6 separate regions of the Homo sapiens genome follow, and all the other regions are linked to region 4. Evidence: read pairs that join two places in POLR2A ChIA-PET (ENCODE). Cell type or tissue: MCF 10A. All regions are shown on one strand. Links, peaks and the distances in the headings refer to the core of each region. The heading gives the core; the rest is flanking DNA.

Evidence for each region. Peaks named below come from ENCODE experiments on the same cell type or tissue, not always from the same donor. Only the 100,000 strongest peaks of a DNase experiment are listed, where the experiment ranks them.
Region 1: POLR2A ChIA-PET joins it to region 4 with 17 read pairs; 4 of 35 experiments call an interaction of 5 or more read pairs at or near these places.
Region 2: POLR2A ChIA-PET joins it to region 4 with 25 read pairs; 2 of 35 experiments call an interaction of 5 or more read pairs at or near these places.
Region 3: POLR2A ChIA-PET joins it to region 4 with 14 read pairs; 2 of 35 experiments call an interaction of 5 or more read pairs at or near these places.
Region 5: POLR2A ChIA-PET joins it to region 4 with 19 read pairs; 2 of 35 experiments call an interaction of 5 or more read pairs at or near these places.
Region 6: POLR2A ChIA-PET joins it to region 4 with 12 read pairs; 2 of 35 experiments call an interaction of 5 or more read pairs at or near these places.

The regions. Positions count from the first base shown.
Region 1 is chr1:214,954,503-214,959,743 of GRCh38, forward strand. All of the region lies in intron 1 of LOC124904510 (a long non-coding RNA gene), which reads left to right. Among named protein-coding and RNA genes, the nearest start is that of KCNK2, 130 kb to the right of the region's middle. In MCF 10A, for the core only: no CTCF peak of the experiment used is centred there; a DNase peak (open chromatin) is centred at 3,009.
Region 2 is chr1:214,900,799-214,906,039 of GRCh38, forward strand. No RefSeq gene overlaps it. Among named protein-coding and RNA genes, the nearest start is that of KCNK2, 180 kb to the right of the region's middle. In MCF 10A, for the core only: no CTCF peak of the experiment used is centred there; DNase peaks (open chromatin) are centred at 1,093 and 2,313.
Region 3 is chr1:214,860,743-214,865,983 of GRCh38, forward strand. No RefSeq gene overlaps it. Among named protein-coding and RNA genes, the nearest start is that of KCNK2, 220 kb to the right of the region's middle. In MCF 10A, for the core only: no CTCF peak of the experiment used is centred there; a DNase peak (open chromatin) is centred at 4,369.
Region 4 is chr1:215,020,324-215,025,564 of GRCh38, forward strand. It overlaps a transcript of KCNK2 not described here. Among named protein-coding and RNA genes, the nearest start is that of KCNK2, 60 kb to the right of the region's middle. In MCF 10A, for the core only: no CTCF peak of the experiment used is centred there; DNase peaks (open chromatin) are centred at 2,678, 3,058 and 3,338.
Region 5 is chr1:214,806,128-214,811,368 of GRCh38, forward strand. No RefSeq gene overlaps it. Among named protein-coding and RNA genes, the nearest start is that of CENPF, 210 kb to the left of the region's middle. In MCF 10A, for the core only: a CTCF peak has its summit at 2,917 (motif pointing right); a DNase peak (open chromatin) is centred at 2,924.
Region 6 is chr1:215,082,700-215,087,820 of GRCh38, forward strand. KCNK2 (potassium two pore domain channel subfamily K member 2) reads left to right here and starts at 38. Exons shown (of 7, transcript NM_001017425.3): 1 at 38-732; 2 at 3,669-3,979. The coding sequence starts at 687. RefSeq lists an enhancer at 396-918. In MCF 10A, for the core only: no CTCF peak of the experiment used is centred there; no DNase peak of the experiment used is centred there.

The DNA of each region.
Region 1 (5,241 bases), core at 516-4,515, 66 kb before region 4:
ATCAGCCCACAACACTCTATGTCTTAGTTCTTTGAGCTTTAAGAGCCTATTTGTGAGTTGTTGAAAACCAGCAAATTTATTGTTTCTCCTTCTTTGTCCTTGTTATAGAAAAAAACTAATTTTCCTTGAGGAAATGATTAATTGGTAAGATTATATATAAAGAAAAGCACACATGTTACTATTTTAAGACAGTATTTTACTGCTCCTACACTTGTGCTTGGCACTTCCTAAAATTAATGACCTTGATTAAATATGCACTGACTGTGTCAGTGTATGGAAGAGGAAACTGACCTGCAGAGTATAGGTCAGGTGCATAAGGTCACTTGGCCATTGGTAGTCATGACAAGAATAGAAGGCAGGAATGTCTGTCTGTAAGACCAAAGCCCTAATTGTAACAGTGACTATCTTCAATTTAAATTGGGCAAAAGTGTTTAAGTGTATTATATGGTATTAATGATTTATATTGCTTATAGTTAATGGAAGAAGAATACCAAAAGAGTAACGTGGTGGCCTGAATTGGCTTAGTAATAATTGCTGACATCCATGGTAGTGTCCTCTTGTTGCCATATGGTACTCAATGAAGAATTAACAAACCTTATATTACTGCTTTTGGTCCTAAGGCTTTTGAGCATAGGGCAAGACAAAAGAGAAAGTCTCTCTTCCACACACTAAATGGGGGCAGAGACCGGGCCATTCTGGTTTCTGAGTTTTATCCCACTTCTTGGAGAGGAGTGTCACTTACTTTGTACTTCAGCATCCCTTGCCCCTTGTTTATACTCCTTACAAAACAATACCAATACATGACAGAGCCAGTGGGCATATAAGTTACCGGTATAGGAAAGAATTTCAATGGATGTAGACTGTTTTCCACATTTAAGGATTGTTTTCCTTTCCAGAAAGGAAAATGGCCAATCTAATAATTTTGATGATGATAATCATAATGACAGTGAAATGGTGGAAATTAATTCCATGTTCTATGGTTTGGGCTTTGCATATAATTGTATTAGTGAGCAAAAAATAAAAAAAGATCTTGACAGACCCATTGAAATGGAATAAATTACAAAATTAATCAAATCTATTTGTCATTATTCCTGGCATATTTTATTTTTAGATTTTATTTATAAAAAGATGAATAATTAACTTTACTTATAACAAAGTAAGCTATTCATGGGAACTCCAAGTCCCATAAATTACTTCACCTTTCTTTAAAAGCAATGCAGAAAATATCTGTTGCCACTTTACTATTATCTTATTAGTAATTAAATTTTAATCAGGAATTTGGAAAGTACACATTAATGCAATGATTTGTATACTTGACCAAAGACTATGCGGAGGAAGGTATAAAATGAAAGTGAAGAAAATTATGAGGGATGAAATGGGAGAGAATGTGGAAATGATTTGAGGCTTGGGATTCTGTACTAGGAGCTCAGTATTTCAAGATTCTTTTTTTTTTTTTTTTTGAGACGGAGTCTCACTCTGTTGCCCAGGTTGGAGTGCAGTGGCACGATCTTGGCTCATTGCAAGCTCTGCCTCCTGGGTTCACGCCATTCTCCTGCCTCAGCCTCCCTAGTAGCTGGAACTACAGGCGCCCGCCACCACTCCCAGCTAATTTTTTGTATTTTTAGTAGAGACGGGGTTTCACTGTGTTAGCCAGGATGGTCTCGATCTCCTGACCTCGTGATCTGCCCGCGTCGGCCTCTCAAAGTGCTGGGATTACAGGTGTGAGCCACTGTGCCCAGCCTCAAGATTCTTAAGAAGAACATGAAGGTTTTGGCTTACTTACCCAACAATGAAAGAGAAGAGAGCTGTGTAAAAACAGTGTTATGAAGGAATAAGATTTGTTCATGGTCCCCAACATAGATGAATTAGCTATGTGTTTAAATTGCAGGTTTTAATTAGTTGTAAAGAATTTCCCAACTTTTCAGTTGCAAAATCCAGGAAAAGGTTAATAAAGATAGATCGTTCATTGGCTCATTTAACCATTTAATTAATTTAACTATTATTTGTTAAGTATGTATTGTGTATGAGGCACTGTGTAAGCACTGGGCATGCTTCTATCGTTAAGATTGAGACTATCATTGGCTTTATTTATCTTATAGGCTTTCAGAAACTTTGTCATCTTCATGAATATTCTAATGAATAGACAGAGGTCCCCAATTAAATTGCTACTTCCGAATTCTGAGGCTTTACCTCATTAAATTCAGCAGGGAGTTTTCCCTGTTCTCTGAGGTTTGCTACTATTCCTGAAGTGTGGAAGAGGAGAAGCATTTTCTCTAATCCCATCAGCAAGTGTGGACAACATTTCTGTTTTCTCTCCCTTAAAGTTTCAGGAAGTTTTAAGAAAAAGTTTACTGGAGGCACATTAGAGGTGAGACAAACATCTTGCTTACAGTGGTGGTTTAGGTAGAGGATCCATTTCTTATGTACTGAGTGCTAGTATGCTGAGGAGGGGCACAGGTCTGAAAAAGGGAAAAACAGAGTAAAATGCATCAAAGCTCAAGGGAGAGGTAAAGGATCAATGAGGTAGAGGTTCTATGCAGAGGTGGATGGGCGGTGTCTGTGGGCGTGTATGTTGAAAACAGATGGTGTTATGGATTAAATGTCTGTGTCCCCCTAAAAATCACATGCTGGAACCTAAGACCCAATGTGATAGTATTAAGAGGAGGGTCTTTAGGAGATGATTAAATCTGAAGATTAGTGCCCTTATAAAAAAGGTCAAGGGAACTAGTTAGGCCCTTTGACCTTCCACCTTGGCCATTTTGAGGACACAGCACCAAAGTGCCCTTCTGAGAGCAGAGAGCAAGCCTTCATCAGACGCAGAATCTACTGGTGTCTTGATCTTGGACTTCCCAGCTTCCAGAACTGTGAGCAATAAAGTTCCATTCCTTATAAATTATTCAGTCTCAGGCATTTTGTGATAGCAGCATGAACAGACTAAGACAGATGGGTATATGTTTTTCATTTGCCTGTGGTGTTTGGCCCTTGGCAAGATAGTGACGCATATTTTGAACATCATGTGGCAAGTTGTGCAACATCCTGTCTCTGCAAGAGCTCAAATGTCTCCTGCTGCACCTTCTTCATACTCAGTTGCAGATTGAGTCGAACTCCCGTCTCCAAACCCAGGCTTCCTGCTTAGGAAGAAGAAGTGAGCTCTTACCCGTGCCTTTTTCATTAAATAGGCTCTTTCCCCTTCCTTGTCTCTTGAGTCCAAACCCTTACTTGTAATGAGAACCTGGACTTAACACTTGTGTAGTATTTCAGTTCACTGGATCCTAGCTTGCTCTTGGGACTCTTTTCTCCTATCCTCTTTGAACCAGTTCCCATAACTGGCCATTATTTCCTCCCAAGAGGTTCCCCGATGTTCACTGCCTCTCAGCTGTGGGTTTTTTGTATGCCGGAACGACCCCCTGACATCCTACTCTGTCTCACTAATATGGAATGCTGCCTACATTTCTGCCCTTGTTTGGTAAAGAGGGATTTGGGGGATAATTCTTGACTCATCAGCGACCTTCTCTCTTTTGTATTCAGCTTGTAATCATGCTAATTCTGGTTCTGTGGCTGTCATAGTCAGTTTAGGCTGCTATTATGAACTACCATAGACTGGGTGGCTTACAACAATAGGCATTTGTTCCTCACTGTTCTGAAGTCTGGGGAGTTCAAGATCAAGATGCCTGCAGATTTGGTGTCTAGTGAGGGCCCTTCCTCATAGCCATCATCTCACTCTAACCTCACATAGAAGGGATGAGGGGTCTCTCTCAGCCTCCTATTCATGAGGGCTCCAGGCCTATGATCTATGCACCTCCTAAAGCCCCCACCTCCTAATACCATTACATTGGGGGTAAGAATTTCAACATACGAATTTTAGGGGGTCACAAACATTCAGAACATGGCAGTGGGGTTGTAGAAATATTAGCTAGAATTAAGGATCACTGTGTATACAAACCATAAAGTTGAAAGTGATTGTATTGATTAGATAATATGTTTGCTAAGATTACCTCTTGAACTGTCTAAGATGATAGAGGAAAATAATCCTAGCTGACAAGCTTGAGAATAAATTGGGAGTAACAACCACCTGTCAAGGGAGGGGGCTCCAGAACACTGAGAAGAAGAGGACAGTTGGGCACAGGGGCACCCGAAGAGCATGTGATGCTCAGCCTAGACACAAACTCTGACTGCTGGACCCACAGGCCAACTGCAGCTCTCAGAGGAATGAGGAAATACTTTGAGAAAACTTCTTAGAATTCTATGAGGAACAAACCTGCCATTTTCTATTTGTCTAGAGTCCAGTAACTCTGCCCTGCTGGAACCTGTCTTGAAACCCTTGGGGGTTCTCTGGCCTTTCACAATTCTAAAGCCATGTTGTGCTCCCCGTAATTAAAGGTAGAAGGAAGAAGCTTTAGCTTTGTTTATTATTTTATTATTATTTTTTATTTTTCCATCAGTTATAGGGGTATTGGGGTACACGTGGTATTTGGTTACATGAGTAAGTTCTTCAGTGGTGATTTGTGGGATTTTGGTGCACTCGTCACCTGAGCAGTATAAACTGCCCCACATTTGTAGTCTTTTATCCCTTGACCCCCTCCTGCCCTTCCCTCCAAGTCTCCAAAGTCCATTGTATCATTCTTATGTCTTTGCGTCCTCATAGCTTAGCTCCCACATATTGGTGAGGACATACGATATTTGATTTTCCATTCCTGAGTTACATCACTTAGAATAATAGTCTCCAGTCTCACCTAGGTCACTGCAAATGCTGTTAATTCATTCCTAAAAGCTTTAGCTTTTTGTTCTTCACTCGCCTAAGTAGCATTGGGGGCCACACTCTCTTTTTTGGAAGAAAGAGAAAGGAATTTTAATTACAGTTTTAAAATGCAACCCCAACTTGCTGCAATATTACCTTAATACTTTAGTTTCCTGTCTGAACACTATCCCATGGCTTTCTTATAATAATTTCTTTACTTCTATTTTGGACTGTGATGTATCAGTCTAGTTATTATATTTTAGTCATTAAGTAATTCAATCTAAAAACAAAAACGTTTGTTAAGCGACTATGCTAATTGCTGAGGGTAAATAGTAAAATACAATTCAATCTCTAGTTTTAAGGAGGAAAACCAACAGATGAATCACTAAGTGGCATAAAGTGATATGGAGGCTGTGACAAAAATATGTATAGGATAAAGTGGAGGCAGAAGGGAGAGGGATCAGGTACCATAGTTGAAATGACTTTTGGGTGAGTTTTGAAAG
Region 2 (5,241 bases), core at 377-4,376, 120 kb before region 4:
GAGTTTGAGACCAGCCTGGCCAAACTACCTGTCTCTACTAAAAATACAAAAGTTAGCCAGGCGTGATGGTGCATGCCTGTAATACCAGCTACTCAAGAGGCCTTATTATTTATAGGTATTTTTGCTGGATATAATCGGATGACAATGATTTTCTCTCAACACTGAAAATGCTATTATACCATCTTCCAACTTCTGCTGTTCTTTTTGATATGTAATTGGCAGTCTGATTTGCCTTCTTTTCTCATGGTTGCTTTTTACTCCTTCTCATTTTTGTGGTGTTCTAAACTTTCAACATAATATGAGTGAATAGGAATTCTTTTTATTTTGCCTATGCAGGATTTGGTGTATTATTAGATCTATTGAATTGGTGACTTTTGTTACCTTTTGGCAATATTTTTTTTTCAAATATTGCCTCTGTCTTATTATTTATTTTCTTTTCTTCTAAAATTTTCATTAGATGTACATTTGACTTGCTCACGATTATTTACTTCTTCGTATGGTGCCATTCATAATTTAAGAATTTACCTCGACAAGCTCTAGGCACTAAAAATCAAACAAAAGACTAATTGGTCAGTGTTCCTATATTTGAAACACTTACTGTAATCTCTTTGAAGTCATTTGTTTGTTATTTAGCTGTGCATCATTTTATCCCTTTCTGCTTTTCTCTGCTCCAGAGTACTGAGAACTTTGTCTTGGAACTCTTAGTGTATGCTGCTTGAGTTAATAAAAGGGATATTTACTTGTTAATCGTTCAAATCAAGCCTCCACATATTGCCACCTAAGAACCACCCTTTGAAACTAAGGATAATAGTGTGTATGTGTATGTGTGTGTTTGTGTGTGTGGAAGCATATACGAATGATGTAACTGTCCAAATGTTTTCATTAGAGAAAATACATTCCACTATGCAGCTAGGGAAGTGGAGGAAGATGACAAGTTGGGAGGGAACAATTGAGATTTCTCTTTCTAACTCTCCCTCCTGCCTCCCCATAGAAGTGTCTTCTCTGTTTAAGAGAGAGAGAAGTTTGACTTGCATATCAACTGCATTAATCAGAGGGTGGGGCCAAAGCAGGGTGACTTTGCCAGTTCTTTCTTAGCTTTCTGTCAATCTCTTGGAAAGACCTGCACTCAAACATTTCTGTATTTCTATATCATGAAATGAGTAATCCAAGTCAGATCTTTACTGTCTCAGTTATAACTTCCTCACTTGTGACTTAACGTTTGAGTCAGAATAGTGTGGATCCTGAATTCCAAAACTTGAGTGGAAGGAGGCAGCACTGCTGTAGTGTTCAGTCTAGCTGTTCCCGGAGATCCATAAATAAAGCTGATAATTTGTTCAATTTAGCTCAATTCTGTGGATTTTTTTTCCCTACTGACTAGAGACCAAGAAAGGAATATGGTGATAGAATTCCAACATTGTATTGTACCTTGGAATTTTCATAGATTGTGTAGAAACAACTACTCATGAGAAATAAAGGCTGGATAGTATTTACTGTAATTGATTACAATAAATGCAATGAATTGGCAAATATTGAAATACATTTTAATGGCAAAATATATCTCTTTACTATTATGTAAAAATTGGTGATTAGGAGAAAACATAATGAAACAGAAAGATAATGAATTAAAATGGCTTTGGGTAGCATATATCCTAATTATTTTCTTTTGATTTGTTTTTTAGTTTGCTGTTAACTGATTTTGAAGTTTTGATGATTCCTGTAAGGCAAGGATCAAATTTAGTAGAAGTTCTTGTATTCTTGAAATTACATCACAAGATTTATTGAAATCAATGTCTTCAATGTTCTACTCAATGTCTCAGCCTATTTTTCTGAAGAAAACTCTTACAATTTTTATAGGTAGAATAAAAAACATCACCAAACTCAGCAAATAACTTTCAAAGAAGATATCATTAATGAATAAGTGAAGAGAAAATGCTTGTAGATAAAGTGGCTTGATGTCCAGGATGGGAAAACACTGGTAAAAATTTCCCTGCTTAAAAGAGGAAATCATGTTCTTGAACTTGTATTACTCATCAATGAAATGCATAGCTCTGATAACAAATACGAAGTATCCTGAGCCTGCCATCTAACACATCCATAGACATGCTGTGAAAAAGGAAAGGTAAGAGTGGTCTTAAGGAGATTTATTTTGGAGGATACACCAAAACAACAATAACACCAACACCAACAAACACTAGAAAAACAAACAAACCAAAATTCCATGAAATTCACCTAGAATTTTGAGTTCACTTTCCTGACTAGTTTGCACTGTTTAATTTGTGCAATATAGAAACTGTGACTTAAAGAGGCTAAATAGTTAGTCAGAGATGACTCAGCTAGGTGGCTAGGATAGACCAGATCCAAGTCAAGAATTCCTTGTGCTTGAAAACAAATTCTTTTAATTAGGATAACCCCATCATAGTTAATGGCTATTTTCTCAACAATTCAGTGGCTATTCATGATATGTGAACAAATATGGTATAAGACTTGTATTCGATGCTGTGATCTGAATGTGCCCCCAAAGTTCATATGTTGAAACTTAATCACCAGTATGACAATATTAAGAGGTTGGGCCTTTAGGATATGGTTAAGTAATGAGGGTAGAACCCTCATGAATGATATTAGTGACCTTATGAATGGATTGAAGGGAGTGCCCTAGTCCCTTTTGCCCTTCTGCCTTCTGATGTGTGAGAACTCAGCAATAAGGCGCCATCTTAGAAGCAGAGAGCCTACACCAGACACCAATTCTGCCAGTGTCTAGATCTTCAATTTCCCAGCTTCCAGAACTGTAAGAAATAAATATCTGTTCTTTGTAAATTACCTAGTCTCAAGTATTTTGTTATAGCAGCACAAATGGACTTAGACACTGGCCAATTATCTGGTATGTTAACAAAAATGGGGTAAGTGATCAACATTTGCACATGAGTAAGTACACAAATAATTAGTTGTCTAGCTCTTAGGATTTTTAAAAACTATTACATGAAAAAAGAAAGTACAAAGTATAGTGACATCATTCTGTAATATTAAATTCACTTGCTCTTCTGAATCATGTTTTTGATTTTTAATCAAACTAGATCTGTCTCAGAATTAAATAACCAACTCAATTTCTTTGGGAAATTAAGCTATGACTTCTGTGTGTCTAAAATGCAGTCTTTCTGTGTGTCTGTGATTCCTTTGGCCGTTATTCTCAGATGATTTTTTTTCTTATGATAATATAAGTGCTAGTGATGAATGCAATTGACATCATAATACAATGGCCTCGCAACAACAACAAAAAACCAAACAAGCAATAAAAGTTAGGATAGATTGAATACAAATTGCTATTTGGTATAATATTTAATGCTTTTTCTGCACTGAAGTTTTCAAAGAGAACAGCATATACTCTGTGCTCTTAAGGCTAACAAAACAAAAACACTAGCTTTTTGTACACCTTGAAATATAATACCATGTAATTTATACATGCTGTTGCCTTGACAGTTTTATTTCACATTCCTAAACTTCCCTTGAGCAAAGCTCTTAAAAATTATATCTAGCAGTAGAAAAGTTGGAGTCTTTAAAAACAAAATCAAAGGAGACAAAACTTGCTTAAAGTCTTATTGTCTATTTTCCCAACATTACCTCTTTGCCCATAATCCAGAAGTGAATGTTCTATTTCTAAAGTTATTTTTAGTACATGCACTTTTCTGCTTCCCTAATTCTTTTTAAAATGCAAACTGACATACATATGAACCACCCCCTCTGCCCCCACCCATAGAAACTCACAAACATTGAAAATACTAATGGGCTCCACATAGGAGAGAAGACTTAATTGTTTTTTAATAATAGAATAAAATTAAGAAGATTCAAAAGTAACCTATATTATAAATATTAAGTTCCCAAGAGAAATAAAATGGATCCAAAATGAGCTGTTCATAGAAATTGTTTCCATACATTAGAGGCTAGCATGAACAGCTGTCTAGATTTTTAATTTTTCTGAGATACCAAACTCATTTTAGTAAAACAATTGAAGTATAATTTTAAGATTATGGTATCAAATGAATAAAAGGTAAATTAACATTTCTGCATAGTCATATCGATGTTAAGTAAACATAAATTGGCTAAACAATTACATAAACTGTGAGTATTCACATTACAAAAAGTGTGACCTCATTTTGCAAAATCATTAACTGCTTCCCTTAATACACGTAAGCCTTGGATAACAAATCAGTAACTGCTTTGCAAAAGTGAAATGGAGGAAAGGTAGAAATTTTGAAAAGTATACCTTTAGGAGCCATTGCTAAACAAAATCATTTGGAAATGAAACTAACGTTGTAACTCTTAGGCAATAAAAGGTAAGTTTTATTAATAGGTTTCACTTGTTTTTAGAAATATATCTTTCAATAAATTCTTTTTTATTTTTCCTCCGCTGTTGAATCCAATGTTTTACAGCATTTTTCTCCCTTCTTGTTTCTCTCTTCTATGACACTCCTGAGAAAATACCCTACTTGAGACCCAAGATTCTTTATACTACCTTGTAACCATTTTCCTTCTCACAAGAAGCCAATGAATGAATGATTGGTGACTATATACAAAGAAACAAAAGGAAGGAGACTACATGGAATCTGATCATCCTTTGTTAAATGTTCTCTTTGGAAATAATTCTTATTTTGTTTTCTTTTTTTAATTAAAATCATGATAAAGCTTGCCCATCAGTGTCCTAAAATAATACACAACACAGTCGAACATGTGAAACACAGAATATCACAAAGGATCATAAATTCTATTGTGAGATTAATATTATACCTCTGTCGCATATAATAGTTGCATGGGCATACTTTACAAATCCTTGGTTGCTTCTGAAGCAGTCCCTCTCGTGTCTACCCCACTATTCAGAAGGCTATCCTGCTATGGATTATGAGACCACTTACGTAGTTGAAGAACTCCTTCTCCCAACAGAAGGCAGCAGCTGTGTGGGATTTACTTATCTGAGTATCCTTGTACTATACCTGATAGGGAGTAAAGGGAGAATAAAAACCTTTGGCCAGTCTTTGCATCTAGGTGTTCTGAAATTTTTCTCTTGCTGTAATTAAAAGACTCAAAGTACCTTAAATGTGGTGGTTCTTAAGGCAAGTATATATTGATTTTTTTTATCTGGTAAACAGTAATGATAATGTGTTATATCACAAAAGACAAAACAATCTTAAAGTTATTTAGATGCAATTGTATTTTACCTTTAATTCACAATTTTTTAACCCTTTTCTGTCA
Region 3 (5,241 bases), core at 721-4,720, 160 kb before region 4:
TACATCTATAAGATTTCTGTACTTTGCAGTTTAGTGTAAAACTTGAAAACCAATAAACAGAGCTTACATTACTCTGACTACATAAGAAGGTTCACTTCTGGGCCAAGTAAGCGTCCATTGCCACAATCTGAGGGCCACTAACAGGAGAATGTGGTGAGCTTCAAGTTTAAATGGAGTCTCTCTTGTTAACTCTACCCTTTCTTAAAATCGTGCCATGTTTTATTTGCTTCATATTTGGCCTATGATAATCTTGTATGGTATTTGTTTATTTGTGTTTCCTAAAGATTTTAATTGCCTTTATTTTCACCTTGCATTATATGCTGTTGTTCTTCCATGCTCTCAGCCATTGCATTTAGTCTAAAGAGTCTTTCTGGTCCTTAATTTAAAAATAATGTTTAAATTACGTATATAACACATGGTTACACTATATGTTTGTAAATGTCAAACATTATAGATAAGAGTAAAGCACTTTTGACCACCAGCCCAATCTGAGACCACATTCCATTCTTGTATAATTTGAAAACTTGCTAAATATACAGTTTTTCTATATTGAGTCGAAATTCTTTCCACCCCCAAAATTTGCTAATTTTCACAGCTTAATATACCATCCATTATATAAGTTAATATCTTTCTTGATGGTTTTCATATCTGATCTTCAGAGGTGCTGCCTACTAGAAATTTCACATTGGAGTTAGCTAAAGCAATCTTAAATGTAATATGGGCAAGACTGAAATCCTGATTTTCTAGCTCTAATCTTTTCCCGAAAAAACTTTCCCAACATTTCCTAATTCAATGATTAGTTGTTACTATTTACCCAATTGCCTCAGATTAAAGTTTTACCCCTTGCATCCAGTGTGTCACCAAATACTATTGATTTTATATCAGAAAAACGTCTTTAATATTCACTTTTCTCCACTATGCTTTTCAGCTTAAGCCATGTTGATATAGTATCTCAGCTGGTTTACTGCAAGAGTCCATACCAAAGAGTCTTTGCATGTGCTGTTGTCTGTGTCTGGAATGCTTTCCTTTCTATCTTTGGTTAACTCATCCTTTGACTCTTAACACAACTATTGCTTCTTTATAGAAGCCATCTCATCTCACACTCTTAAGCATATATCAGGTTTCTGCCCGCAAAAAGTATGTCTCATATTTCTGTACTCATATTTCAATTTATAATTAAATTCTGTCTTCCTTGCTGGATTTAAGCTCCATCAGAGTAGGGACTCTTCCTGAATTGGCACATATTTAACATCTGGGACTGTGACAACCAGCCCCTTAGTTTCAGTGTTTCAACCCCTTTTACATTAACAGTCTTTACTTCTATCTGTCCTATTTCCAAGCCCCTTGTGCTCACTATAATCTGACTTTACTCAGTACATTTCCACCTCCAGGAATTAATATTCCGAAATTCCCTTCTGAAACCATTACCTATGCATTGCCTTTTTCATTTCTCCTGGAATGTTTTCTCTGTGTTCAATACGATATCCTGTTGCAAAAGTAGTTTGGTTTTTCTAGTTATTTCATCTTTTAGCGAGTGTCACTTGCCTCTCTATCCAGTGTGGATTCCAGAACTTATCCTATCAGCATTATTCTTTCTTAAAAGTTAGCTTTCTATATCTTTTTGCAATTTCTTATCCCACGTTTTGCCAACCCGCAAAATGGGTAAATAAGTTATTTCAGAACGTGGGAACACATAGGTGAAATGGATACATTTCTTAAAAAATAACTTAGTTTTAAACATTAAAGAAATAGGATCATTATTTAAAAGATCTTCCTACAAAGAAAACATCATGTTCAGACATTTTTTACCCAATGAATTCTGCCAAACATTCAAGAAACAGAACTACAATCTTACACGAAATCTTTCAGAGAACCAAATGAGTCAGAATAATGACTAACTTATTTAATGCAGCTAATATAACCTTGACACAAAACCCAGACAAGGATGATATAAGAAAATTTACAGACCAATATAACTTATAAATATTGCTGCAAATATATCAAACAAAATACTAGCAATCCAAGTTAAATAATGTATAAGAATGAAAAAATCATGACCAAATTATTTTTTTTCCCAGAAATACTACTGTGGCTCAAAAATGTGAAAATCTGTTAGTATAAATTTTCTCTTTAATGAGTTTAAATAGAAAAAACCATATGTTCACTTTGGATGCATAAAAGAGATTTGATAAAATTTAATGCACATTTATTACCAAAAATACCTCTAGCAACTAGAAAAAGAAGATGTGGCAGGGTCTGCTGTTTTTCTCTTATATCTTTTTATTCTTTCTCTTTGTAATAACATAACACCTTATTAGATGTTAGGCATTTAATTGCTCAAGGTAAGAACTGAGCTTCCCTTGAAGCTAGCTGTGACTATTATGAAGGCCTTTTTAATGGGACATAATTTAGAGTTATCTGTGGAATTGCAGAGTTGTACCCTTATAGGGAGGGAGCATGGCTCTCTCTTCCTCTGGTTGGAGAAGGGACCTGATGTTGAGCTATCTCAGACTCTGTGGAGGAGGAAACACCTTAGGAATGGTGGAAAAATAGAAAGAAGCTAGATTCCTGATGGCTGTATACAAAGTGACTTCCTTAATAGCTTAGACTTTAATGTGACAGAGAAATGAACTTCTGTCTATATAAGGCATTTTAAAAGTTAGATCTCTGTTACAACAGGCAAAACTTGGCTAATAATAGGTGAGAATCTCCTTAACTCAATAAAGTATATTTTAAAAGTTTCTACGAAAACATCATATTCAAAGTTAGAGTATTTTCTTTAAGATCGGTAGTGACCACTATAATCACATATACTTAACATTTAACTGAGAGCCTTAGAGCAATAGGGCAAAAACAAAAAATAAATTTTATAACAAATAGAAAGACCAAAAAAAGCTGAGTGATATGGATTAGCTCTCTACCTTTATCAGATACTCGAAACAATCTGAAGAATGTTAGAATTAATAAAAGAGTTCATTAAGTTTACTGGGTACACAAGTAATATACAAAGCATATAAGAACATATAAAGCAAATAGAGCTAGAAAATATAATTATGAAAAAGTATTTATAATTACAAAAAAGATACTTTGAGAATAAAAATTACTAAATATGAGAGCTGTATAGATAAAATAATAAAATAATAAAACTTAATTGAAAGATTAATTATTAGCTAAATAAAATGAAAGAGATTCTCATGGATAGAAAGAATACTAAATAAAAGTCAATTCTCTTCTAGTTTATATAAGCATATTTACATGTGGATATGTATATATTTATATATGTGTGTATATACACACATACATATGTATTTTTATATATATTCAATGCAATTGCAATAAAAATCCTGGTAGGATTTTCTAGTGGAACTTTAAAAGACAATTAAAAAATTACATGGAAGTGCAAAAGACCAAGAATAACAAAAACATTCTTGAAAAGCAATATTAGTAGAGTCTCCTAACTAGATATCAAACTTTTTCATATAAAGTTACAGAAAGTAGAGCACAGGGATAAAATAAGTGACCAGTGAAATAGAATAGAGAGCATAGAAACAATCACAGATATAGCTGAAACTCTGATTTATAATGAAGGTGCGATTGTAGATTATGCAGAAAGGATGTCTACTCAGAATACAGTATGTTACTAAAACAATTCGTTTTCTCTATGGAACAAAAAGAAACACGAACATGAATCCTTACTTTATGCTACATAGTAAGACCATTCTGAAATGCATTAAGACCTTGAATGGAAAAAAAAGAACCAAAACTTTTAGAAGAACACATGAGCTAACAATTGGTTAGTGGAGTGGTCCTTAAAAAGTGAGAAAAAGCACAAACCATAAAACAAAAGATTAATAAATTTGACTATATCAACTTTAAATTTCTGTTCATCGAAAGAGACCATAATGAGACTAAAAAGAGAGATTCCAACCTGGTAGAAAATATTTGAAACAGGTATTACTAATAAAAAATTCGTATACCAAATACATAAAATGGCTACAAATTTATTGAATAAATGCAACTGCCCAAAAAGGGCAAAATAAACATTAATTGGGTTTGAACAAAAAAGAGGAAACAGGATTGAACAAAAAATGGAAAGAAGAAATTAGGATTGAACAAAAGAGGCCATCTTGAACGGCCAAAACAAGAGAAAATATATTAAACAAATGTGTATCCAAGAGAATGCAAACTAAAAGTGCACTAGATTGGATAATGCTAAGTATTGGAGAAGCTGTGGTCAAATGGTAAGATTATTAATTTGGTGAACCAGTTTGGTTAAAAACAGAAAAATTCACAATAAAGTTGAATGTCCACATACCTTATGACAAAGTCATTCCACTCTTGTGTATGTTGTAAGAGAAATTCTTGCACATGTGCCAGGGACTTGCATAATATCATGAATATCAGCATTTTCCCAATACCAGAAAATAGAGAACAACTCAAGTATTCACTAACCGGAGAATGGATAAATCAATTTTAGTGCCTCAATTGAAAGGAATACTATGTATCAGTAAAAATAAATGAGTTATTACTTTAAGAATCAACCTGAATGAATGCAAAATCATTACTGTATTAAAAGAAATTTTCAGAAGAATATGTGATTATGATTCTGCCTATATAAACTTTCAAATTAGGTAAAACAAATAAAATTGTCATTTAGAGATATGTGTATGGATGCATGGCAAAGGTAGAAAGAAAAGCAAGGCACTGATTAACTCATGATTCAGTTATTGGTTATGTTTGGTGAATGGAAGTGCACGTGCTCAAGGAGGTGCATAGAGGGATTCAAAGACATTAGTCATGCTGTAATTTTTAGGCTTAGAAGCTTTTACAGTGTGTTTGCTTTTAACTATTCACATACGTTAAATACACTCCTCTGAATGATGTGTTACACAATTAAAAAGTAGAGGTTAAAGAAGACTATCTCTTCATTGCTTTTACTCCTTGTCCCTCCAATTCATTTCGCAAAGCATCACATTCTGGCTCATGATTCCCACTATTTTCCTGAAACTGTTGCCTCTGGGATCACCAATAACTTTCTAATTAGTAGATGCAAATATATCTCACTTGAATAAGAAATCACCCTTTCTTGCAACATTCTCTTCTATTAGTATCTCTGGAAAGCCACTCTCCCATTTCTTCTCTGCATTTAAAGAAAAAAGAAGTAAAAAGTCACTTCTGAAGGTTAAATTAACTTTAAGCCATAAAAAAATTATTTGCCATATTTTGCAAATTGTATTTGAG
Region 4 (5,241 bases), core at 874-4,873:
AATTGGTGATAACACTTATTTTCTTGTGGGTCTCATATACTGTCTCAGAAGCAAACTTTGAAAGAGGAATCCCCAAAATACGTTGAGCCTCAGTACATTTCTTTATTTAATTTATTTTTTGACACAGGGTCTGGCTGTGTTACTTAGGCTGGAGTGCAGTGGTGCAATCTTGGCTCATTGCAACCCCTGCCTCCTGAGTTCAAGCGATTATTGTGCCTCAGCCTCTTGAATAGCTGGGACTACTGATATGCGCCACCATGCCCAGCTAATTTTTTGTATTTTAGTAGGCACGAGATTTCACCATGTTGCCCAGGTTGGTTTTGAACTCCTGAGCTCAGGCAATCCACCCACCACAGCCTCTCAGTGTTAGGATTATAGGAGTGAGACACCGTGCTGGGCCAAACCACAGTACCTTTAGATCTCAATGGTTTTCCAGTGTAACAAGTGAAAAATGATACTCATTTGGATGTGTAAATTATAGAGTTTGCTTTATACTTTATGCTACATTCTCGCCATATACTGTCAGATGCATTATTGGGATTAAAGACTCTCCAAGTAAAATGTCATACATAGGATATCACCTTTCAATTTCATTTTATAAGTCTCCTGGTCTGCCTACCTCTAATCTTCTAGTATAATATAAAAAATTCAATCGTGGTGGGAAGACAATAATTTCAATTATTTTAAATAATTCAAATTTTTTAAATCACACAGAGTTTATATTTTCAATGATGGATGAGAGTTGGATATTAGATATTAAGAACATATTTTTTAACTTTACAGTAATTTTCATCTATGTTTAGACAGTGAAAAATTATGCTTCAGGTAGTCATATTAAGTACCTGCAATTCTCAGCTTACCAACGGAACGGTTTAAGAAATATGATTTTATTTTCCTATAAGTGAACTTAAGTTATATTTCAAGTTCCCTATTTCATCTGGTTGAAATTCAATCTTGGTCAATGTGATGGTTGATTTTAGGTGTCGGCTTGACTGGGTTAAGGGTTACCCAGATAGCTGGGAAAGCATTATGTCTGGACACATCTCTGAGGGTGTTTCCAGGAGAGGTTGGCATCTGAATCGGTGGGCTGAGTAAGGAAGATCTGCCCTTACCCAAGGTGGGCAGGCACCTTTCTATTTGTTGAGGTCCTTGCTAGAACAAAAAGACAGAGGAAAGATGGATTTGCCCTCTCTTCTGGAGCTGGGACAACCATCTTTTTTTTTTTTTTTTTTTTTTTTTTGAGACGGAATCTCGCTCTGTCGCCCAGGCTGGAGTGCAGTGGCGCGATCTCCGCTCGCTGCAAGCTCCGCCTCCCAGGTTCATGCCATTCTCCTGCCTCAGCCTCCCGATTAACTGGGACTACAGGCGCCCGCCACCACGCCTGGCTAATTCTTTTTTGTATTTTTAGTAGAGACGGGGTTTCACCGTGTTAGCAAGGATGGTCTCAATCTCCTGACCTCGTCATCCGCCCGCCTCGGCCTCCCACGCCTGCTGGGATTACAGGCGTGAGCCACTGCGCCCGGCCACAACCATCTTCATCTGCCCTTGAATATCAGAATTCCAGGGTCTTAGACCTTTGGGTTCTGATATTGTACCAGCAGTACTCAGTTTCTTAGGCCTCAGCCTCAGGCTGAGACTTACAGCACTGGCTGCACTGGTTTTCAGGCATTTTGGCTCAACTGTATTGTACCACCAGTTTCCTTGGTTCTCCAGCTTGCAGATGACACACTGTGGGACTTGGCATCCATAATCATGTGAGCCAATTGCCACAATAAATCCCCTCCTATCTATCTATCTATCTATCTAATCATCTATCTATCTAATCCATCTATCTATCCTATTGTTTCCTTTCCTAGGAGCACTCTAACAGTCAATTTGGAATTTCTTCCATTGTTTCAAGGTCTTTTCCAAGTCAATTCAGGATCTTCCCAAATCCCATGTTTTCTTCTGGGTTCTAGAACTTTAAGAGGCCCAAGATCTTGGTGTGGCTATTTTGACATCTGCCTTGGAAGTATTTGCTGTGACATCACTGGTTGTTGAGTCCTCCACAGGTTGTAACCATGTCTTCCTTGCCCTTTGTATCAGATCTCTTCAAATCTGCTTGGCAATTTATGAGCTCCTCTTGTGAAACAAGAGACGTGTGTGGCTCTTCTCTTGTGCCATTCTAGGTCCACAGGGGATTTTCAAATTTGTCTCAGCCTTTTTTTGGCTGAATACCTTATGGAACCATTACTATTCAAATGCTATCATGCCAAGGAGGGCACAGGATATTTTTTTAAAATGCACTCCCTTACTAAGTTCCAGGTCACGGGCTCCATTCAAATCCCTAAACTTGTCTGAAGATGTGCAACCTTCCTTCTGCCTAACTTGGCCTATGGTTTGGGGAAGGTACATGGCCCTTTCCCAAAACACCAGGAACATCTAATCTGCCTTCTCCCTGATTTTTCTCTTCTTTTCCAGCCCAGCTAATCTTTATCTTGTCTAAAATGGGAAAGAAAGAAACAAACCCTGGATTTCACAACTTTAATGTTTATGCAAGGACTTTGACTTTTAAAGTGAAAGTCAGTGATTTACTCCTTCCTTCTTTCCTTCCCAGAGGCCATGAATCTAAAAGAGACTTTATTAGTGGGGTTAGAATCACATGGGTAAAAAGAATTACTAGAAATGGAAAGAAACAACTCAGTGATACAATATCTAAGTATGAACAGTATGCCTGTTAACACATGGATTTCCACAGCCTACAGATTTTGAAACTGAAGTAGGTGGCCCTGAAATATGAGCCTTTCGTTTTAATGGAGCTATTGCTACTGTAAAACAACTGTATAAATCCTTTCCAAAAAATCCCTTCTTGCATTTTAGGAACTTTCTCTAAGGCTTGTTATTATTATTATTTTTTTTGTATCTTTTTTTCCTGTATGGTGAGAGAATGAAATTTATTCTTGGAAATACATAAGCTCTTTGGGCTCAGGCCAGCCCTCTACTACAAAGGCATCTTCCTGTGCACTCTTCTTGACAGAGAACCCTGCCATATAATCCAGCTGTGCATAACTGAATGTGCCAGTTCAGTAATCCTTTAATGAATCACCTTTTAAAATCTGCCCCTCAGCCATAAGTATGTCACTTCAACATCATTTTATACTCTGAATTGAATTACATTAAAGCAGTTACAGCATGGAAAGAGGCAAGAGTATTTTACATTAAATCACTGGACAACAATCATAATCAATAGTTGAGTGCCCTAGTCAGTGAGCCCGACCATGTTATAAACTGATTTGGCTTCGACGACTTTTCCAGCTAAAGTCCAGCAACCAGTGAATGTCATTGCGTAAGCACCAAATTCCTGAATTTGTTTTGACATATATTCTCATCAGTAATGGCAATGATGCAGAACAATTGCACAATTTTAAAAATAAAATTTTGGGTTTGCAAAACACTTGGCTTTCCAGGTGAAGAAATTTGCATGAGAGGTGGCTCAAAGCTATGTTGATTTAGATGCAGCTTTTATCTGAGATGTGTCCAACCTAAATCCTACATTATACTCTATTTTGTTTTGCTTTGTCTCCCCTCCACTTCACCTTGCTGCCTTTAATGTTCTTGTCATTAGGACACAAAAGAGGAGAAGGATGAAATCTGCATACCTAGCTCTGCGGATTTTCCTAACCATTGCCAGGAAAATCCAGCAGGGTGCAGAAGTAAAACTGCTGCCAAGGAGTAGGCAGGAGAAAGGAAACATGGTCCTTTATGGATGGGGCATTTATTTTGCTTCTGGAAGAGTAAGGTGGCATGAACTTCCTAAGGCAGGTATAGGGATCTGAGTGGAGCAAGTGCTTCTGCACTGACACCTGACACCCTGTGGACTCACTGGAACTACCAGATGTTCCATAGGCATCTGTGGAACAAGGGTGACAAGAGACACATGGAATAAAACAATCTTTGAATGGGGCCAGTATTAGGTAAAGGACTTGCAGGCTGGAGCCAAGCCTAGGACCCTCCCTGATGTCAAGGCTGCATCCATATCAGACTCTCATACGGTTAGTGCACAGTTTTAAGAGGTCCAGTATTGCAGGAGCCCAGTTCACTTACGCAGTGAATAATATGTTTCTAATCCTAGCATTCAAGGCTGTATAAGCCTATGCCGTCTTTCAGACTTCTAACATTGCTTTCATACAAAAACACTTCCTCTAGCCCAGGTTATTGAAGGAGTAGGCTTAAAGATGTCTTGCAATATTTTGCCATAATTTTTTTTTCATGTAATTGTTCTGACATCTCAAAATCTTACCTATATACTGAGTGCCACCTCCTTTATAAAGCTTTTCATGCCTGAAATTCCCATTGAACAAATGTTGCTTAAATATCAAAGAGCCCTAAATGAGAAAAACAAAACAAAACAAAACATCTCAGCAATTAACTTTTATACACTGTGTAGGAGACTATCTAGGTACTTATCAAACATGTTTTAGCGGTATATAAAACCAAAACCAATTGCCCCACTCTTGTCTTTATATCCATCTCCACCCACCAGAGCTAACAAATTTAATAGCCTGTGGACTAAACTACATCTTTCTTCTTGCTCAAACAAATATATGTCTATAAAACATATGTTCATTATGTATCTACAGGAGTTTTTTTTTTTTTTTTTTTTAACTGAGATAAAACAGTGTTACACACATTATGTTGCAATTTGTGAATTTAGCCTTATAATATGTCTTGGACATAAATTTGTTAAAAGCTAAGCTATCTGATGGTTAAGTGCCAAGGTTTTAGGGTCACAGTGCCTGGGTTCAAATCCAAACCCTGGAGCTAAATAATCATGTAACTCTTCATAAATTACTTACTTAACCTCTTAGTTTTCTCATTGGTTAAATGAGGATAATATTTTCAATATTATTGTGGGATTATGGTGATGGTTAAATAAGTTCAGACATAAAAAGTACTCTAGAAAAGCACACTCAATAAAGGTGCTATAAATTGCTCCTCCAGGTCAGAAAATATGCATACATATGGACTTTTATACTTTTATGTAAGTGATATTATTATAAGGCTTTCTTTTCAGTATAACATTTTCTTTCCTTTTTCTGTTTCCTTATTTGTTCCCTATTCCCTGTCTTCATTCTCCTATATTTACCTCTCCTACACCACTTACTTTAAGTAATATAAATATTAATACCTGTAAACCCCCTTAACTAGTGTGGACTAATATGTATTATTCTGCATTATTTCAAAAGATTCCCTAAGTTTATG
Region 5 (5,241 bases), core at 726-4,725, 210 kb before region 4:
AGGTGAGAGAGCTGCAGAAGAAAAGTTGGAAGCTAACAGAGTTTTTGTTCTTGAGATTTAAAGAAAGAAGTCACCTCCATAACACAAAAGTGCAACGTGAAGCAACAAGGGCTGATGCACAAGCTGCAGCATTATTTAGAAGATCTAGCTAAGATCATTGATGAAGGTAGCTATATTAAACAACAAATTTTCAATGTAAATAAAACAGCCTTCTATTGGAAGGGGGTCTAGGACTTTCATAGCTAGAGAGGAGAAGTCAATGCCTGGCTTCAAAGCTTAAAAGAACAGGCTGACCCTTGTTAAGGGCTAATGAAGCTGGTGACTTTAAGGTGGAGCCAGTACTTACTAGCCATTCTGAAAATTCCAGGGCCCTTTAGAATTATGGTAAATCTACTCTGCCTATGCTCTGGAAATGGAACAACAAAGCTTGGATGACAGCACATCTTTTTATAGATTTGTTTAGTGAATATTTTAAGCCCACTGTTGAGACCTACTGCTGAGAAAAAAATATTTCTTCTAAAAGATTACTGCTCATTGACAATGCAACTGTTCACCAAAGAGCTCTGCTGGAGATGCACAAGAGGATGAATGTTGCATTCATGCCTACTAACACAACATCCATTCTGCAGCTCATGGATCATGGAAAAATTTTGACTTTCAAGTCTTATTATTTAAGATATTCATTTCGTAAGCTGCCATAGATAATGATTCCTCTGATGGATCTGGGCAGAAGAAATTGAAAACCTTCTGGAAAGGATTCACCATTCCAGATGCCATTAAGAACATTCATAATTCATGGGAGGAGGTCTAAATGTCAACATTAACAGGAGTTTGGAAGAAGTTGATTCCAACCCTCAAGAATGACTTTGAGGAGTTCAAGACTTCAGTGGAGAAAGTAACTACAGATGTGGTGAAAACAGCGAGAGAAATATAATTAAAATGGAGCCTGCAGATGGGACTGAATTGCCACAATCTCATGAGAAAACATGAATGGATGAGGAGTTGCTTATTATGGATGAACAAAGAAAGCAGTTTCTTGAGATGGACTCAACTGCTGGTGAAGATACTGTGAACAATGACAACAAAGTATCTAGAATATTAAGCTGAGTTGATAAAGCAGTGGCTGAGTTTGAGAATATTGACACCAATTTTGAAAGAAATTTTTCTGTGGGTAAAATGCTATAAAACATTGTCACATGCTATAGAGAAATCTTTTGTGACAAGAAAAGTCAATTGACATTGCCAACCTAGTTGTTGTCTTATTTTAAGAAATTGACACAGCCATCCGAAAATTCAGCAGCCACCGCCCAGGTCAACCATCGACATTGAGGTAAAACCCTCCACCAGCAAACAGGTTATGACTTGCCGAAGGCTTAGATGATTTCAGCATTTTTTTTTTTAGCAATAAAGCATATTTAATTAAGATATGTACACTTTTTAGACATAATGCAGTTGCACACCTAATAGACTACACTATAATGTAAACGTAACTTTTTTTTTTTTTTTTTTTGGAGATGGAGTTTCGCTCTTGTTGACCAGGCTGGAGTGCAATCGCATGATCTCAGCTCACTGCAACCTCCGCCTCCTGGGTTCAAGCGATTCTCCTGCTTCAGCCTCCCGAGTAGCTAGGATTGCAGGCATGCACCACCACGCCCAGCTAATTTTGTATTTTTAGTAGAGATGGGGTTTCTCCATGTTGGTCAGGCTGGTCTCAAACTCCCGACCTCAGGTGATCCACCCATCTTGGCCTCCCAAAGTGCTGAGATTATAGGCATGAGCCACCGCGCCTGGCCAATGTAGACATAACTTTCATGTGCACTGGAAAACAAAAAAATTCATGTGACTTACTTTATTGCAATATTTGCTTTATTGCAGTGGTCTGGGATTGAACCTACAATATCTCTGAGGCATGCCTGTACACTGTAACTTTTGGATAAGTGATTTAGCCAAAATGCCTCTATAATTATAGTATTTGTGCAGAAAATTTTAAAAAATAAAAAATTATGGACAAATGTAAGGGGATCATTTGTTCAGCATTTCCATCCTCAGTTCTTTCGCAAAAGAGTTTATGACCATGTATATTTGAAACTCACATTACCTCCCTTACTCCTCTGGATCTCCAATACTACCTGCCGTTAAAAGTCATCCCTTTTCTCTCAATAAATCATTTCAAAGTTGATTCTCACTAGAAGTGAAACTGAACTACTATCTCACTATTGTTTCCACATGCTCATTGAGGAAACAATATTTGAAAAAATTAAACATCTCTTTGAGACCCCAGTATATGTGCAACCTTGTAGTATGTACTATGAGTACATAAAGATGCTATGTTCTGCCCATTTTCTTGGGAATTCACAATCTAAAAGAGATCATGAACTCTGACATAGGCAGACAAGAATACATTTAGGAAATCTGTGATTTAGTAGTGACGGGGCAGATGTGCATATGAGCAGCACTCTCACAGAAATCAAACTTTAAATGAAAAGTAGTGATAGGTGGCAATGAAAGGCGGCGATAACATGAGGTCAATAAAGTGCTATCTTATTTATGCTGCACTTTCTCATATGTTGTCTCATATGATCCTCACAATAAACTCGGTATGAAGGAAGGCAGGTATCATCTTATTTTGTGGGTGAGAAACTCAGACTCAAGGAAACCAACTCACCTCCCCAGAGTTTATAGTAGTTAATTGGAGAACTGGAATTGATTTCTAAATTCAGTCATTTTTACATGGCGGCAACTGGCTGAACACAGATTTTGGAGACTGAAGGTGGGAAAGAATGGAACTGAGAGAAAAGTTTTTGACATGACTTCTATTTTTAAAGAATTCGTGCATGACCTCTAGGTTGGTTGATTTTGGGGGTAGGGAGTAGAGGTGAAACTGAACTACTATCTCACTGGTCTCATGGATTAACCAATAGGTGGCACCAGGTCCTAATGCAAACCTTTTCTCCTTAAAGCTATAGCACAGACTACTGACCTTCCTTGAGCACTTGATAATTAAATTAGACAGATTAAAGTAGGAATCATAACCCTGCTTCCTGCTTCCTGAGATAGTTAGGGTCTGCTTTCTTGCGCACTTCAAATCAGTAAACAAAGAATATAAGGTAGGCATGAGAAAGTGGAAGGCATGAGGACTTGGAACATACTGACTTAGAATCAGCCATTTAGAGCTGAATACTTTTGGCCAAGCAATTTAATCCCTCTGAAGTCCAGCTCCTCACCTCTAAAGTAGTGACCAGTGCCTTCCTTTCACAACAGTTCTTGTTAAGATTAGTTATAATGTATACACCATGACTGGCACATAATAGTTGTTCAGCAAATGGTAGCTATATTTATCTGTATCTGGAAGATAGGTAAGGAAGCCATGTGTATACCTAATGTAACTCTAGATCCTTTTTTTTTTTTTTTTTTTTTTTTTTAAGGAAAGACATTTCCAAGTAGTAGATCTGATGTCTGCTATTGCTGGGGTATTATTCTTGTAACTGAAACATTTAGAAGAAGATTCCTTCATGAAGAGGGGTCAAGGGGGATAGCATTTCATGGTAGAAAGGAAATAGAGATGGTCTTGGATTATGCTATGAGAATTTTGATCCTCTTTCTCAGAAACAAGATTATTTTGTCAAAACTTCCAATAGGCAATGGGTCAATACATACATATTAGGTATATAGTTAATTATTCTGCATTTTTGAGATACAAAATATAGATCCTCTCACTTCAACAATTTATAGTTTAATAGAGGAAAGAGGAATAATACCCTGAAACAACTGAAAATGATAGTAGACTATGACTATGTATATATTTAATTGCTAAATGATATAGTTGTGTAGAATTAAAGTTAGTTTTTGATTTCCTGTTTATCTAATCTAACTGCTCATTTCTGTGATGTTTGAAATGGCTGGTTATCAGAGTAATTTTTGGGGAATCATAGCCAGCTTCTCAATAAATAACCCAACAGACAATAATAAATGAAATCCACAGAGGTCAAAAGTCAAGAGGGTCCCTTGCAATAATTGTCTTTTCATTCAGCAGAGCAGGTCACCCTCAGCAAGTAGAGTCTTGTGAATCTGCGTGTTAGTTCAGTTCTTTCAGGTTGCAAAATAAGAGAGATGTCAGTTCACCCAAGGAGAAAAAGCCTTGATATAAGTTTACAAAGAAAGGAAATAAACAATGGGAAACTTTCTCAGAAGGCTTCATGGAGCCTGGAAGCTTATTCCAGTACAATATGGTTCATGCAGTCCTGTTCTCTCATGCCCCCTCTGTAAGAGGAGTTTTTTGATTCCTTCTCCTGTTGGACAATTGTGGACACTCTGCTTCTTTTGCTCCTACCATCATCAAATAACTTCCTGTGGTTTCCTCATTTTGTCCTTCTTTCAATATCAACATTTCTGCTAACTTGTTGGTTGTACTCATGCCTTCTGTAAGCTTCTGAATGCCTTCTTTTTATCATTTTTCTCTGTCTCTTCTTTCCAACAACCCTCTGTCTGATGACTCTTTTAGTGTCAAATAGAGGATTTGATTGTGTCAAAATATAGCGTTCTCCTGGGTCACTTATCACCAGATAAGCTTCAGGTGAACTACTTTGATCACCTTACATCAGGTTTTCTTTCCTACTTTATTTACTTCCAAGGCGTTAGGGCTGCATAGTTCAGTGCATGGAGATGTAGATGTCAGGAAACTTTCAGAAGTGAGTTACGGCCATGGTAGCCATTTGAGGATCCTCAGGAAGGGTCAGTATATTTACAGCCATATTTCATGGTGTTCCCAAGGGGCTGCATAGACTAAGTACTGTACAAGAAATAAGAACTTAATGTTTTTGCCTGAGGTTCTCTATGTAAGCTGTGGGAACTGTGTCCATGTGTATAGATTTTTATTTCTGCTGTAACAAATGACTATGAACTTGGTGGATTAAAGCACCAAAACTTTGTTATTTTACAGTTCTGCAGGTCAGAATCCTCCCATGAGTATCAATGGATAGAAATCTAATTGTCAGCAGGGCTGAATTCTTTTATGGAGGCTCTAGAGGAGGTTCTGTTTCCAGGATCATTGACAGAGTTCAAGTCCTTGTCATTGGAGGATTGAGGACTTGTTTCCTTGCTGTTTGTCAGCTGAGGGTTATTCCCAGTGTCTAGAGGCTGCCTGTATTCCTTGGCTTGTGGCCTCTTTCTCCATCTTCAAAGGCAGCAACAGTGGGTCAAGTTGCTGTCAAGCTCCAGATCTCTCCTGCTTCTTCTTCGCTC
Region 6 (5,121 bases), core at 1-4,000, 62 kb after region 4:
GGGAGGAGGCGAAGAGGAGGGAGTTCCGAAAGGAGGGAAACGAGCCGGCAAGGGGCGACAGGAGCGAGCCGGGAAGGGAGAGCAGCGGAGGGCTGCAGAGCTGCGGGCGCCCGGACCGTGCCACACACCCCCCGCGGGGCACGGAGGGCATTGCGGGGGGAGACACACAAAGACATGCGAAGAGGGGCTGAACGAGGCTCGCGCACAAAGACGCCGGGGCGCACGGCAGCTGGGGCTGCACCCACCGCCCCCGCGCCGCGCCGTGCCGGGGCCGGGCCAGCGAGCAGCCCGGGGCTGAGCGCGTGGCGGCGGCGGCGGCGGCGGCGGCGGCGGGCAGGCGCGGGACCCGGGTCGCCCGCGCTCTCCGGGTGACCCGGGCCCGGCAGCAGGCGCGCGCGGGGGCGGCGGCGCCCAAGCCCAACTTGGCCTCCGCCTCGCCCTCTGCCCAGCCCGCCGGTGTCCCCTCCTTCCCGCGATTTCGTTTCTTCTCACGCTCCCCCCCCCGCCCCCTCCCGCGTCCAGCCCCGCTCTCCCCACCTTGTAAAACAAAGCCGGGGAAAATGCCTGCCCGTGCAGCTCGGAGCGCGCAGCCCGTCTCTGAATAAGAAGTGAGTACAATGGCGTGTTTGTAAAAAAAAGCTTCAAGTCCGTCTTTTTCAAAAAACATTTTGAATGCTGCATGCCTCATGCTTCCCAGCGCCTCGCGGGAGAGACCCGGCTATAGAGCAGGAGGTGAGACCCCCCCTCCGGTACCCCCACCCCTCTGGCCGCACGCTCTCCTGCCCCAGCCTTTTCTGGGAGGACTGCAAATGCCCCCTCTCAGCAAGCGGCCGTTTCCCATCTTCGCTTCGCGTCCAAAGTGTTGGGTCATAATCTGGATTTGGAGGCAAACCCTTGCCAGATCCTCTCCACGCCGCTTCTCCCCCCTCTCCCGCCGGTGCCCGGGGTTTTTGCATCTGCCTGAGGTATGGGTTTGGAACACCTTGGGGGAGTTTCCCATGGAGAAGGAGGGTCAGCCCTTGGGAGTAGCCGGCAGGCAGGACTCATGGTGACCCCGGTCACACTTGTTGCCCATTGCCTGGTGGGACAGGCAGTGGTGCTGAAAAAAGCTTGCTTCCGCTGCTATTCAGTGGTCAGTCGCCGCTGGAGCGAAGACATATCTGGGTGAGAACAGAAGACCGGGATTAACAGAAGACTGTGATGAGCTGGGGGAGGGGAGTGGGTAGTGACGGTGCTGAGTGTGTGTGGAAGGGGCAGCTTCTCTCCCTGATCATACATCAAATGGCGTGGAGGTGGAAACCAAGAGGTTCCCTGTATTAAAGATAAAAGTCTGCTTTTATTTTTTAAAAATATTATTTTGGTATTTCATCAGTTTCTGTCCATTCTGTCTGCCAAATGTACATTACATATATTTCTGCTAATTAAAAAATAAGGCAACAGCTTAAAAGAATTAAACTCCTTCTGGAAATGTATTAGGTTAATGCACACACACACACACACACACACACACACACACACACTCTTAAAAATACCTGCCCCTTTCCCCAAAAAGCATATAATGGCCATGTGGCAATGTCTTAATGGAATTTCAGATTGGGATTTGGTGCCATCAAGGTAAACAGTCTTAGTGCTTTCTGGTTCTGCAGAGTGTAAACCACTGATGTGAAAAATCACAAATAGGAGAGCACAGAGATCTGAGGAGGAGAGACTTGGAAATCTTCATTTAGAGAGATAATTGTGGAACTTCTATGTGATTTTTTTGTTGTTTTTGTTCCAAAGATGGCTAAATTTTAAATTATGACTTTTGTTTTTCACTCAGACTCACTAAGCAGCTAGGAGGTTGTGGGGAGTCTGCAGATTATAGTGATTTTAGCTATTATCAGCACTTCCATTTTAACAGTTTTTTTTAATTATAGCATTAAACACATGCCCAGTGCTAATTTTGAGTGAAGGTGTCTTTATAAATATTTTAAAGGTATCTACTAGCTTGTGGCTTTATTTGGAACAGGTGAATGTATCAGGAGAGAAACATGTGCATTCCTCTGTGTAGTAGGTTGAACCTTAGGAAATTGCTGTAATAAGCTATATGTACATGGAATCTCCACTTGGAGCCATGGGTACAGAAACCTCATCACAGCTCTAATTTCATCTCTTCCAAATCAGATCCATTTGGAGCTTTGCTGACTGAGGATCCTGCCTTCTGCCATCATTTTACAACACTACTTAGGTCTAGTGTTTTAAATATCTTTGTTTGCAAAGCTTCTTTTTGATGGGGAATTACAGATGTATTTTATGAATTAAAACTATGGTAGCCTACAATTAACTCACAGTGTTAGGTAAGAGGGCAGGGTAGGTAGCCATGTGAAAACTGGCATTTTTTATTAGCTTCTCATACTGAAGTAATTTCAGATGCCTGTAGGGTATTTGAGTGCAATTCCATGGAGATTTCTTATATACTTACCTGAAAGTGTGTTTTAGATAAGATTATCATTTTATAATCTATATTATATACACGATAGCAAGTTTACTGAAATCTGTAGCAATTATGGACTTTAAGCTGATTATTCTGTTTGAGTTGATGGTTTTTAAAAGTCTTATTTTTCGGCCATTCTATTAACCTTTTTTAGTTCAATGTTGTCTTTCCACAAAATGTCCTGTAGTAGGTGTTTTATTTTCCTCTTAGCAAGTAGAAGTCTAGTATCTCTTATATTTTTGAAAAAGAAATCCATTAATGATATTTTTGAACAGCTGTGATAAATAATAAATGGATTTATAGTCACCTCCGACTATATGGCAATTTGTTAGGGAACCATATAAATCCACTCTAATGGAGCAATTAGCTTTGAACAGAGCATGTAGACAGTCAAGGTGTGAGCCACGGTTTTCATTTTTTTCTTGATATTGTTCACATTTGAAAAGGAAGTTACTTGTCTTCTCTAGGTTGTGCCTAGGATTGACACAATGATTAGCAGTAACTTTTATTGGTAAAACATGTCCAAGATTGAAAAACAAAATACAGAGAATGTTTCATCATGAGCCCACTTTGGAGGACAGGCAAAAAGACAAGATTCGACCATCGAGTGGTTTATTTACCACCATGTTTTACCAGAAAATGATGAATGATTTATTTTGAGTAACAATGTTTGGATCACAAATTCTTTTATAATGCAATTCATTTATTGTAATAAATTTTAAAATGAAAATAGAGAATGTTCTTTATATTGCTTGCTTGTGATATAAAGTTCTTGAGAACGAGAATAACCATGAGCCGTCTTCCTGAGTATTCAAATATCTAGTTAAGTACCATCAACTCTTAGGAGTTCAGTATCTCTTTGTGGACCGGCACAGTGGACAGATGTAAATTTAGAAATTGATTAAGAAGCCCTCAGGCATTCTTTTCTTTTTTTGAAGTTTCTTGGTTCGACTCCAGTTTTTTTCCTCTCATTTTGAACTCCAATAGCAGCAGAGAGCACAGATCCAGCCCCCTTTCCTTGAACCCATATATGTGGTCCTGAGATCTAGTGACAGCACTCCTGGTTTGGGTTCCAGAGCTTCCACTAGGAGAGCGAGCGGAATTCAATCAACCTTCTCTGACCCCTTAAAGAAGAAGCCCGACCAATTCCCTTCTCATCTCCTCCAACCTAACCCTCATTCTCTGTTGTTGTCAGTGGCGGCACCTGACTTGCTGGATCCTAAATCTGCCGCTCAGAACTCCAAACCGAGGCTCTCGTTTTCCACGAAACCCACAGTGCTTGCTTCCCGGGTGGAGAGTGACACGACCATTAATGTTATGAAATGGAAGACGGTCTCCACGATATTCCTGGTGGTTGTCCTCTATCTGATCATCGGAGCCACCGTGTTCAAAGCATTGGAGCAGCCTCATGAGATTTCACAGAGGACCACCATTGTGATCCAGAAGCAAACATTCATATCCCAACATTCCTGTGTCAATTCGACGGAGCTGGATGAACTCATTCAGGTAATGGCATGGGAGGAGTTGTTACTCTGTTCCCCCAAATGGGAAATAAAGTGATAGGAGGAGACAACTTGTAGCCCAGTGTATTACAGGTGTGCTGGTGGGAGCCCTATCCCACCTCATTTGCCTTAACATATAGCTCTTTTCCCCAGTTTCTTTGTCTCATTTCCACTTCTCCTGCCTATATTCTCACTTCTGCCACTTTTTCTTCTCTTCCTCTTTTAGTTCTCTCTCCCAGTGTTCCTTCACATCCTCTTCTGCTTCTGTTCTTCTGTATTTCTTTCCTGTTGTCTTCCTGCTTTCTTTCCCTTTGCCCTGTCTTAGAAGTGCCAGTGGACATCCATGGGGTTGGGGTTACCACGCTGAAGGTCCTCATGGTTAGGATAATCATTGTCAACTGAGAAACATTGCTGTGGCAAAGGGGAGGAAAACAAAATATACAGAAATGTGCTTTAATCTTGGCAGTGGCCATCATAAGATAGAAAAGATGAATTCATGATGTGACCCTCTTGAGATGGGTACCGCTCAGGTCAATAAGTTGTAGCTTACCTCTGAAGCCAAGGTATAACTTTGATGACTACCTTTTTAAAGTATCTGCAGATAAGTGATTAATTATTGCTTCTCTAACCCCCAGCTAAGAGAAATTTACTAGTACACAGAAAAAGAGTTTTTGAATAAAACTAACTTAGTTCTAATTTACTTTATAATAGCAGAACAATATCCTTACAGAAAAACATTTTTGTTTTAAAAATTAATCACAGTAAGTTTCAGTTAGGCTCTTTAGAGATGGCAGTATTCTGGTTTTTGTAGATTTCTTTTGCATAAAACAATTCATTGGTCAAATCGGGATCTTAGTGAAGAAGAAAACTTTAGAATTTTCTCACAAGGAGTGACTTGACTGGTTGTTGAAAATGTTTTAATTGTATACACATTTGTTTTCCTATAGAGCCCACTTTTCTTACCTGATTTAATTCAAATTGGAATGGAAATTATCTGTGAGTCATCATCTGAGCATGTTCTTTCTTATTTCATATTTGGTTTTACATTGTTTGAATGAGTTGGAATAGTGGACTGAGGGGAAAAATTATTGTTGGCTTTAATCCTGCTTTTTGTTTGAGGACCCTTTCTCTCATTTCCTCTTGCCA